Regions from separate parts of the Homo sapiens genome. Here region 1 is linked to region 2. A link is a loop called in an ENCODE intact Hi-C map of the cell type or tissue named here. Cell type or tissue: sigmoid colon. All regions are shown on one strand. Links, peaks and the distances in the headings refer to the core of each region. The heading gives the core; the rest is flanking DNA.

The links. A loop is a pair of places that touch in the nucleus more often than their neighbours do. Peaks named below come from ENCODE experiments on the same cell type or tissue, not always from the same donor. Only the 100,000 strongest peaks of a DNase experiment are listed, where the experiment ranks them.
Region 1: it touches region 2 in a loop (3.0-fold over the local background); 1 of 110 quality-filtered maps calls a loop at or near these places.

The regions. Positions count from the first base shown.
Region 1 is chr11:11,565,075-11,570,451 of GRCh38, reverse strand. All of the region lies in intron 1 of GALNT18 (polypeptide N-acetylgalactosaminyltransferase 18), which reads left to right. GALNT18-AS1 (GALNT18 antisense RNA 1) reads right to left here and starts at 487. Exons shown (of 2, transcript XR_007062595.1): 1 at 255-487. RefSeq lists enhancers at 1-148, 2,401-2,450. In sigmoid colon, for the core only: no CTCF peak of the experiment used is centred there; DNase peaks (open chromatin) are centred at 381 and 2,421; H3K27ac peaks cover 469 bases.
Region 2 is chr11:11,033,782-11,039,158 of GRCh38, reverse strand. No RefSeq gene overlaps it. Among named protein-coding and RNA genes, the nearest start is that of LINC02752, 79 kb to the left of the region's middle. RefSeq lists enhancers at 1,315-1,815, 1,816-2,316. In sigmoid colon, for the core only: CTCF peaks have their summits at 1,967 and 2,168 (motif pointing left); DNase peaks (open chromatin) are centred at 588 and 2,118.

The sequences.
Region 1 (5,377 bases), core at 139-5,138, 530 kb before region 2:
GGCCGGACGGCCGGATGAGGCTTGGGTCGTGCGCAGAGGCTAGATCATGTGAGGGCTGGTGGGCTAGCTGTAAGGAGAGGGAAGCAGATATGCACAGTGCAAGCCCAGCCAGGGCGTCTAAGAAGGGAGGAGACACAGGTCTGCAGTGCTATCAGGTTGTTCTGGCCACGGCATGGAGAACAGAGCGGGTGGAGGGCAAGAAAGGAAGCAGGCGACAAATTGGGAGGCTCTTGGGGTGGCCCATGGTGACTCACTTTAGCACGTTGAATCCCACACGGTGTGCTCAGCCCAGTGCTAAGCTCTCCAGGGCAAACCATGGTTCCTGAGATGGAGTTCTCTTTTCCAGCCAGTCCGGGGCTCCGCCTTCTGGACACTCCCAGCCTGGCTGAGCTCCCTCACGTCTCTGCTTGCAGAGGAAACAGGCTCTTTCTGTGTGTTTTCCCAGCCAGGAAAAGTCCAAGCCACACTCCCTCACTTCCTGAGTGGCCTGCTCTGCTTCTGTCCCTCTTTATAAATGTCCCCGAACCAAAGTTCTTCTCTTTCCTGAGCTTTTCCTGTCTCCATGGACTGGCCTCTCTCTCTGTTTCAGTTCCCTTTCTCCTATGGCTACCCCAAAGACCTCATGCCCTGTTTTGTGATCTCCATGTCTCATCTCTTCACTGCTTGCCTACTTACCAGCAACTTGGACGTAGGTCATAGTCAACCCTAGTCCTGCTCTGGGGTCCCATGGTTAGTGCTGGGTGGAAGAATGGATGGATTCCTGTCACATTGGGTATTGTTCAGCCATTTCAGGAAGGACAGTTTGCCCAGGCAGATGGGACATAGCCCTTGGTTTAGTGAACTTGGCCTTGTTCTCCTATGATAGAATATGGGTCCACTCAAACGAGGCTTTGGGAAACCAAAAGCTCCCAGCCCCTTGGGCAGAGGTTCCATGGTCTGCAAGCCCTCTGAGATCAGAATTTCTTAGAATTCCCAGAGGATGTGATAAACATGAGATGGTTTCCAGGACATGTTGGCTGTATTTAGTGATCTAAAAGTGTGAATCTCACTCCAAAGAACCTTTTTCCAGCTTGGGGTATTGGGGTGGGGGCAAGTGGTGGTCTTACCCAGATACTCAAGGCAGAAGATAAACCACAAGTAGAAAGCTAAAACATTGAGCTCACTTCCTTGATGGTGTCTCTGAACTGCTTTTTTTTTTTTTTTTCCCTTCAGCCTTCCAAAATCTAATAATCACCTTGGAGAAATAGAGGAAGCTGTTTTATAACTCTTGGTTGAGTTGTTGTGAATCTACCTTGTTACATTCTTGCTTGTCAGTCATTCACTACTGGGTGCCCTCTGGGTGTTAGTAAATCCTTGACTACAATGGCAAGGAAGTGGGTGGCCACAGAATATACAAGAAGTCAGGCATCAGGGAGGATCAGCATGTGTCAGATCTGGAAAGGCCCTCAGAGATCACCTGATCAGTGATTTTGAAATGCATTTAGCTATGGGATTCTTGGCTAAGCAACATCTTACCTAGAAACCGAATTTGTACAGTAGATCAAAACAGAGCCCATCTGGCAGAAGCAGGGGATGAGGTTATATTGGCCACAGGCTTCTTCTCATCTCAGCTATCGGCTAAGACATCTCCAAGGAAACCAATGCTGGGTTTGAAAACCACTGATCAGTTTAGACAGAGGGAATGACTTGTACTAGGTCACCCAGGCCCTTAGAGACTCCGTGGTTTTAAGGGGGTCACATGGCCCAGTGACTTAGCCTGAATCCAAATCCAGAACTCCAGACTCCTAGTCCAGTGCCCTCTCCTGTACATCTTGCTCTCTATCTTAGACAGTGAGTCTCCATTGGCTCTTGGTGTGGAGCCTCCCCAGGAGAGGAAAAGGGGGTGATTTTTACTCTGAGATCTCCAGTGGCGTTGCTGAAACATTAAACCTACCTTTTTCCCCCCTTAACCAGAGTCACTGGCAGGATGAGTCATGAACTAAGGGTGTTGCCGGGAAGATTCACTTCTTAAGGAGCCTAGGGTATAAATGGATGGAAAATGAGTTATGGTGAAATTGGAACTAGGCCTGGGCTTTGTTAGGTGGGTGATAGGAGCCACAGGACATAGGTGCAAAGAGCTGGCCAACTCCCCAGAGCTACCTGCTACTCCTGTATTGAAGGGTAATTAGTCAGTTGTCGCGAAGTCTGGCTGCATAACAAACAACCTCAACTCTCAGTGGCTTACAAAGCAACAGTTTCTTTCTTCCTTATGTCACCTGGGCTGTGCGTTGGCTGTGGTTCTGCTCCACATACTTTCTCGTTTTGTGATCTGCCTGTTTTATTGTGGTTGAGAACAGCAAGAGGCTGAGCCAAATTGTATAGTCACATTTACAACTTCTGTTCAGACCTGGCATCCTTCATGTCTGCTCACACTCTGTTGGCCAAAATCAGTCACGTGGCAATGCCTGGCAGTGGGGCCAGGCCTTTGTGAGTCACAAGGCAAGGGAGATGGGTTATATAGTTCTCTTAAAGACAGGGTGAGGGTGGTAACTGTTAACGAATGCATTGTACCAGAATGGGTGTTTTGGGGTGATTGGTGGAAGATATATAGGATGTTTATCTCCCTAGGTATATAGGATGTTTATCTCCCTAGGACATAGTCTTTGGAGACAGAAAGACTTTTTAAGAATTCTGGATCCTAAGTCTTGGAGACATTGAGAAAGTCAGATCCTTGATTCCCAAACAATGCCATGTATCCCTTGTGGGTAACTTCTGTTTGCATTTTTCTCCTCCATAAGAGGATATGCACCTGAGCTGGCTTGCAGAGGCAGTGATGGGCATCTCCTGGTGGGGCTGGCTGGGTTTGGGGCCCAGAGGGGCCCAAGAAGCACCGCTGACGAACAATGCTTTAAGACTATGCTTTTCAGGGAAGCAGGAGGGTAGGAGAGCTGGAATGGTCATTCCTACTACCCTCCCCTCACCACTTGCCAGAAATTGTATGTTTTGTACATTATGGTATTACTTTGACAGATGAAAAATCAAAACTGAATCTCCTTAAGATACCGAGCCTCCAAATGCCTCCACCTTCCCAGTGGAAATCAATGGATGCCTTCTTTAATGGAGGTGTTAGTATTTTTGATGGTATTGATTTCTAATAAGTCAAGAATCAGGAAATCCCACTCTATGGGATCATTAGAGATTTGGATCTAGGTTACTAGGAAAAGTGTTGCTGCTAACCTTTGTCAGCAGCTCCTGGCTCAGCAGAAACCTTCACATAAATCACCTATAGGCTTCCAGGTGGCCTTTGATCAGACAAATGCCACTTAAGGACTTGCTTTTGCTCCTGGCTGCTCTTGAGTCTACCTCCTGCAGGAAATTCCATACTGGCTGGCTGCTTGTTCTTCCATAGCTTCTGAGGCCCGAATGTCAAAAGGAAGCTGTCCTCCAGGCTGTTGGGTAAGGAGAGCAGGAATTCAGGCAAAAAGAGGCCTAAGCAGGATCCAGGAAGCTGCACTCATTTTCCCATTCAAATGACCTTCTCTGGTAGTGCACAACTAATCACGGAAGGTGGAACACGTAATCAAAATGTACTCACATCCACTCTGCAGAAAAACAAGCCGGTGCTAGGTCACTTCAGAGGGGTCTGAAGAATGGAAGGGGTTCAAAGTGGTCTGTTCATCAGGACCTTTTGTTCCTCTGAATTTTCTCAAATTTCTATTTTTTCCAAACTTTTTATTTCAAAAGATTTCAAGTTTACAAAAAAGTTGCAAGAATAATGCAAGGAACATCTGTATATCCTTCACCTAGACTCACCATTGTTAACATTTTGCCATATTTCTCTTATCTTTCTTTCTATATATACTTGTTATCTCCCTGAACCATTTGAGAATTAGTTACAGCCATTAAGCCCTCTAAGCACTTCTGCAGATCGAAGACACCTCTCAAGAAAGACATCTCCCAAGAGCAGAGATATTCTCCTGCAGAACCACAATGTATTTATCACACTCAGGGGAATTAATGTCAATACAATAGTGTTACTTACAATCCTCAGTCAGAGTTGCCTGCTGGTCCCAAGGATGTTCTTCATAGTGAGGCTTGGCTACTTGGGCCAAATCCTGCTCACTGCTTGTTTTCATAAATAAAGTTTTATTGGAGCACAGTCCCACTCATTGATTTACATATTGTCTCTGGTTGCTTCTGCACTACAGCTGCAGAGTTGAATATTTGGGAGAAAGGCTGTATATTCCTCAAAGTCTAAAATATTTTACTATTTGACTCTTTAAGAAAAAGTTTCCCAACCTGTGCATTAACGTTTGTGTAATCCAGTATCTAATCAAGGCTCATGCTTTGCATATGTTTTTAATTTAAAAAAATATATGTGATCCCTAACTTATGAACATTCTTTACATACAAATGACAACAGGTTTCCTATGTTCTGCATGCTCCATCCATATCTCTCATCAATTCCCTGTAAGGTCCCAGCTCTATGGAACTACCTAGTGACATGAGTATTTAGGTGCCATATCCTTGTTCTTTGTTCCTGCGGTTTCCTTTGCTCAAAACACTTCTCTACACTGTCTTAAAGATTTAGTGCAAGCACCATCTCTTGGAAACCTCCAAAACCTTTTTAACTTCCTGTTCTCAAGACCCCTTTACCCACCATCTGGTTGTCTAAGCTCCCAAGACCGACTGGATTTTCTGATGTTGTAGCACTGACCACACAAGTGCATTGATCTATTTTCTGTTAGTCTCACCCACTAGTTTGTGGAGGCCTTGAGGGCAGGGTCCATGTTTTATTCATCTGTGTCTCCTTGGTGCCTAATATAAGGTCCTAAAATGCTCAGCCATTGTTTACTGAATGAATGAATGGATTCCTCCATGGTGCAGGGGCTCCTCTCCTATTCTTAGGACCATCTTGTGGAATTTCCAGCCTCCTTTTTCTTCTGCTCCTTCCTTTCCCAGTGCTTGCATTTGGGGCACTTACCCTCATGCTTAGAGGCCTTAGATCAATCTAATGCAGGAACCAAAATGAGAGATGGAAGAAAGCAGGGTGGACTACTGAAGCCACAGGCATACCAGAACCCTTCCCACCACTGCTCCTCTGCCACCGCCAGTCCTGTTCCAGCCCTTCACCACTCTTTTCCAGACTGTGGTAATCATTTGGTGATTGCTTAGAGTTGGGGATCCCAGCCACCCCTATGTGGCAGGTAGCATTAGCAGGCGACAGAAGGAGCACTGAGTGTGCTGAGCATCATCTCACTTGACCCTTATAGACCTCTGGGAACAGGGCACTGTCCCCATGCTCCAGATGAGGCAGTGGAGGCAAACAGTGATGGTCTTATGGTTAGGAAGTGTCAGAACCAGTGTACATACTGGGAGCTGGTGGTTCCACAGCCCC
Region 2 (5,377 bases), core at 108-5,107:
CATCAGTCAGCATGACATGGCTTCATATCTTTGCATCTTTCTTCTCTGAATATGTTCCAATTTGCCCAAATCCCCTTAAACATGTGAGGCCCAGAAGTGGACATGGATTTTCAGATCTGGACTGATGGGCTGACCAAAGCAAAGCCTGCAGGGATTATCTTCCCCTTTGATCTGGAATCGAAGCTGACGGTAGCACAATTTAGGATAGATTCATTAGCTTTGCTGACAGCCACAACACATAGCTGGCTCATAATGAGTGTTCACTCAGCTAAAGCTCCCCAGAGCTTTGCACCCTGGCCTCTGCTAAGCCAGCTTTCCTCGTCCTACACTTGAGCAATTTGTTGTTTGGAGCCTTCATTCAGGATTTTCTCATTATTGATTTCAGTTCCACTCAACAAACACCTGCTGAGCTAGGCACAAGCGCAGGTTGCTGGGGAGCTGGGAGGCGCAGGCACCATTGAGCTCTGCACTGCTATTTTCTACCCCTAGCCCTGCTCAGAGTTCCTCTGGGCTCCCCTGCATCCCCGCTCTGAGGGCCTGGCACACACTGCACTCTTCTCCCAACAGTTCCTTTTGCCTTCCTCAAGAGCAGAGCCACACCTTGAAAATTGCCAGGTCCCTGGAGTAGTTTTTGAGTGACCAGAGCTGTGCCAAGCAGGGTATTTTTGTTAGTGAGTGAGCAGCTGCCCAGAACATTTCAGGAGATGATTTACTCCTTCTCTCAGAGCTGCTTATACCAGAGCTCTCTGTTCCTATCACAGCCTGTACCTCCCATGAAAACCCTGTCACAGTTTCTGATCTGAGAGGAGCCTGTTTGCCTGAAGGAAGAAAAATTCTCTGTTTCTTTCTGCCAGGTTTTCTCGCTTGTCCAGGATGTGTCCCCCTGGCCTGGAAATGGGGGTGGAAGTGTAGGGGCTATTAGCTGACCCCAGCCTGGATCCTGCCCAGCAGTTTGTCTGCAGCTGGAGGGGCCATGTCCTTGGCCCCTACCCTCTGACAAGCTGATAGTGCCTGGGCTTAGTTATGAAGCATTCAACCCCATGAGGCCGGGAGACCGTAGGATAATTCTGGCCCTTTCCAATTCCTTGACCCAAAGCTTGCATTTTAGCTAAAATGTCTTGCAACTTGGTTTGGTGCAAATGGTGGCTGCATGGTATTGTGACAAGAGCTCTAAGCTGGGAGCCAGAGACCTGGGTCTGGGTTCAAACTCTACCACTCACCAGCTATGTGACCTGGGTCTGGGCCTCAGTTTCCTCATCTGCCACAAGAGGGCTGACATATAGACTCTCCAAAGGCTCTTAACGTTGCAGTATTATCTAGTAGTGTGGGTTGTGAGCATGGCTAAGGAGCCAGAGTGCCTGGGTTCACCCCAGCTGTGGCATTTACCAGCTGAGTGACCTGAGGCAAGTTACTTAGGTTATTTAAACCTTACTTCCCTCATCTGTCCATGGGGATAATACTAGTACTTACCTCCTAGGATTCTTATGAGGATTAAAGAAGCACAAAAGTGCTTACAGTGGTGCCAGGCACATAGTAAATGTGCAATAGCTGTGGTAGTGTTCTTGTTTTTATCACTAAGTACCAAGCTGAGTCTAGCCTTAGCTATCAGGGATGGGGCTTCCTGTAGAAGCAGCTGTACTGGCAGCATTGTGTCTTCCTTCATCCTGACAGAGTCTGTGAAGTCAGTTACTACAACAGGAAAACCAGTGACCTCAGAACCAAAGTTCACTTGAAGCCCCCTCCAGCCCCAGCCTCAGCCCAGCCCAGCCCTGGACCTAGCCCAGGCCTGAGGCTTCCCAACCAGGCCCAGCCCCAAACTCCCTCCCTCCCAAGCTCAGGCAGACCCCTGGGCCTGACGGGTGGGTTAGCACACTTGGGCCCCCAAGTCCCGAATCACCAGGCGATTAAACTTGCCTTTTATTGTGGTCCTGAGGATTATAAACAAGCAGGCCTGACATACGGGTCATTCCTGAGACTCCTGCTTCATTGGCTTTAAGGCCCCCTTGGCGGTAAAGAATTTCAAAGCTGCTAACACCATAGTATATTAAAGTGGAATAAATTCCTCTGAATGGTCCTCAGGTGAGAACCAGTGCTGAGCAAATACCTCCTGGTTTCCTCTTGTAGAACCCAAGACTGACCCCTGGTGGTCTGTAAGACCTGCTGAAGCCCAGACTTCACCATGGTCATCCTTGAGAACCTTCTGTGTCTGAATCTGGTGTTCTCTCTTTCTCTCTCTCTCTCTCTCTCTCTTTCTCTCTCTCTCATCTATTAGAACTCTCTCTTTCTTTGTTCTATCAAAGAAAAGACAGAAGTCATTTCCTGAGTCCCTTGGGGGTGGGAATGGCATTGGAGGGAAAGCTTCAAAGCCAGTGCTCAAAGTAGAGTGGCAGAATATACCGTCCTGCCCTCACCCTCTGCACAGACATCAGAGTCCCACTTCTGGCACATAGCCAGGCAACCATCACTGGGCTCATGCTGCACACCCTGCTTTAAGGCCAGGACCAAAGAGCTTGGTCCCAGGCTGTGTCTACACAACCTATGCCTTCAGGGCCAGTGTCTAGACAACCTGCATCTCAATAATCCAATCTGCATACCATGCTTTTGTAACTCCTGTATGTGAAGTTCATATCTCTACAATCCAATTTCTGTACACTGTATGTCTCTTTAACATTTGTCTCTACAATGTATCTGTACACTCCATGTCTGTACAACTCCCCTGTACATAATCCTGTCCTGGGAAGCACATATCCACACAACACACTCATGCTGTCACATGGGTTTCTGCACACAACATGTCAGGGCAGAGAATGGATGACCAACCAGGAGGAGTTTTGCTTGTGGCTCATTTTGAAAAGAACGCCTTCCTCCTCAATTCATACTCCAGGATGGTGACCGCAAAAGCCATCTGGATTGTTCCTCCAGAAATGGCTCATTTATCTCAGGACTTCATAAAGAAAAGAAAAAGTTAAATGAGAAGAGCTAAAAACCTTACTGAGAAATGGCATGAAAAAGAGATTCTCTGTTATGTTTTTGAGGTAATCAAATTCACTATATTTTACTTGTAAAATAAACTTTGAAAAAAAACCTATCTCCAGCTATGCTTCTCTTTTAAAGTAGTTCACACTGTCCGTTTCTACTAATTGAGTTAATTAGCACAGTATCAGTGATGTCATCATCACAAAGGTTAAGGTTAAGGTTAAGAAGGTTAAGGTTAAGGTTAGGTAAGGTGAAGATCAAATTTCTGCAGAAAATATAGTTCACAACTTTAAACAAGATAAAAAAAGACTGTTTTCTCCAAAAAAAATGAAATATTCTTCATTACAACAAATATATTGCAATAAATGTTTCCTATAACAATTTTAGAGTCTTGAGCTTAAAACTATTATTTAAAAATTAAACTTTAAAAATGTTTAATATTAAGGGAAGGCTCTTTGTCCATTAATAAACAGACTTAGAAACTCAATTTTATGATGACAAGATATAGAATAAGCATAGATTTCACTTAAATGTTAAGGCACAAACTATCTAAATAGTTGCTAAGATTTTAGCCATCTAATCTTGTTTCTCAGTGGAATGCTGCTGGCATTTGGGGTTAAGAATATTCTCACCATGTGTCAGGTTGTCCCAGGCACTGCGGGATATTTAGCATTCTTGGTCCTGTCCACTGAGTACCAAAGACATCCCCCAGTCAGTGTGACAACCATAACCACTCCCAGACATTTTCAAACACACCCCCATGGGGTGGTACTGACCCCAATTAAGAAGTGCTGGTCTCACATGGACACAGGAAGGGGAACATCACACTCTGGGGACTGTTGTGGGGTGGGGGGAGGGGGGAGGGATAGCATTAGGAGTTATACCTAATGCTAAATGACGAGTTAATGGGTGCAGCACACCAGCATGGCACATGTATACATATGTAACTAACCTGCACATTGTGCACATGTACCCTAAAACTTAAAGTATAATAATAAAAAATTAAAAAAAAAAAAAAAAGAAGTGCTGGTCTCAACAAAACTTAATTGCTTATCCAGGACTCTACATTCTCAAAGCAGGGGTGGACAGCTCTTTAAGTTTTCCTCGAGGTTTTTGTTAAAAACCCGTAGGCTTTGGCTTTAACTTATTTTTTATTGAAACTTTTATTGAGATGATTATAAAGTCACATGCAGTTATAAGAAATAATACAGAGGGAGTCTTTGTACATTATGTCCAGCTTCCCCATGGTAACAAAATGTTTGTTTTGTTTTGCAAGACTATAGTACAATATCACTGATTGACACTGACACAATCCACACATCTTATCCTGATTTCCTACTTTACCTGTACGGATTTGTGTGTGTTTGTGGGGTGGGGGGTGTTTCACACATTGTTATCACCTGTGTTACGCTCATGCCTCCACCACACAGTGAAGACATTTCAACACCACCAGGATCCCTCATCTGACCTTTCATAATCACACCTATCTTCCTCCCACGCCAACCGCCTTCCCCTAGGTCCTAACCCTGGGCAACCACCAGTCTGTCTCCCAATTCTAAAATGCTCTCATTTCAAGAATGTTATATAAATGAAATCATGCAGTATGCAACCTCTTGGTATTAGCTTTTTCCATGCAGCAAAATTCCCTATAGATTGATCCAAATTGTTGCATATATGAGTACAGGTAGTTTGTTACTTTTACGGTTGAGTAGTATTCCATGATATGTACGTACCACAGATAGTTTAACCATTCAACTGTTGCAGGACATCTGGACTGATTCCAGTTTTTAGCTATTACAAATAAACCTGCTATAAATATCTGTGCACTGCTTACTGTAAATGTAAGCATTTCTCGGGGAGAAATGCCTGAACCTGTAATTGTTAGGTAGCATGGCAGTTGCATTTTTTTAAAAGAAACTGTTAAACTGTTTTCCAGAGCGGTTGTGCCATTATTTTGATATTATACATTCTGCCCATTTTCTTTTTTTTTTTTTTTTTCCCCCGAGACGGAGTCTCGCTCTGTCGCCCAGGCTGGAGTGCGGTGGCGCGATCTCCACTCACTGCAAGCTCCGCCCCCCAGGTTCGTGCCATTCTCCTGCCTCAGCCTCCCGAGTAGCTGGGACTACAGGCACCCGCCACCACGCCCGGCTAATTTTTTTGTATTTTTAGTAGAGACAGGGTTTCACCGTGTTAGCCAGGATGGTCTCGATCTCCTGACCTCGTGATCTGCCCGCCTCGGCCTCCGAAAGTGCTGGGATTACAGGCGTCAGCCACTGCGCTCGGTCCTTTTATGGTTGAGTAGTATTCCATGATATGTATGTACCACAGATAGTTTAACCATTCAACTGCTGCAGAACATCTGGACTGATTCCAGTTTTTAGCTATTACAAATAAAGCTGCT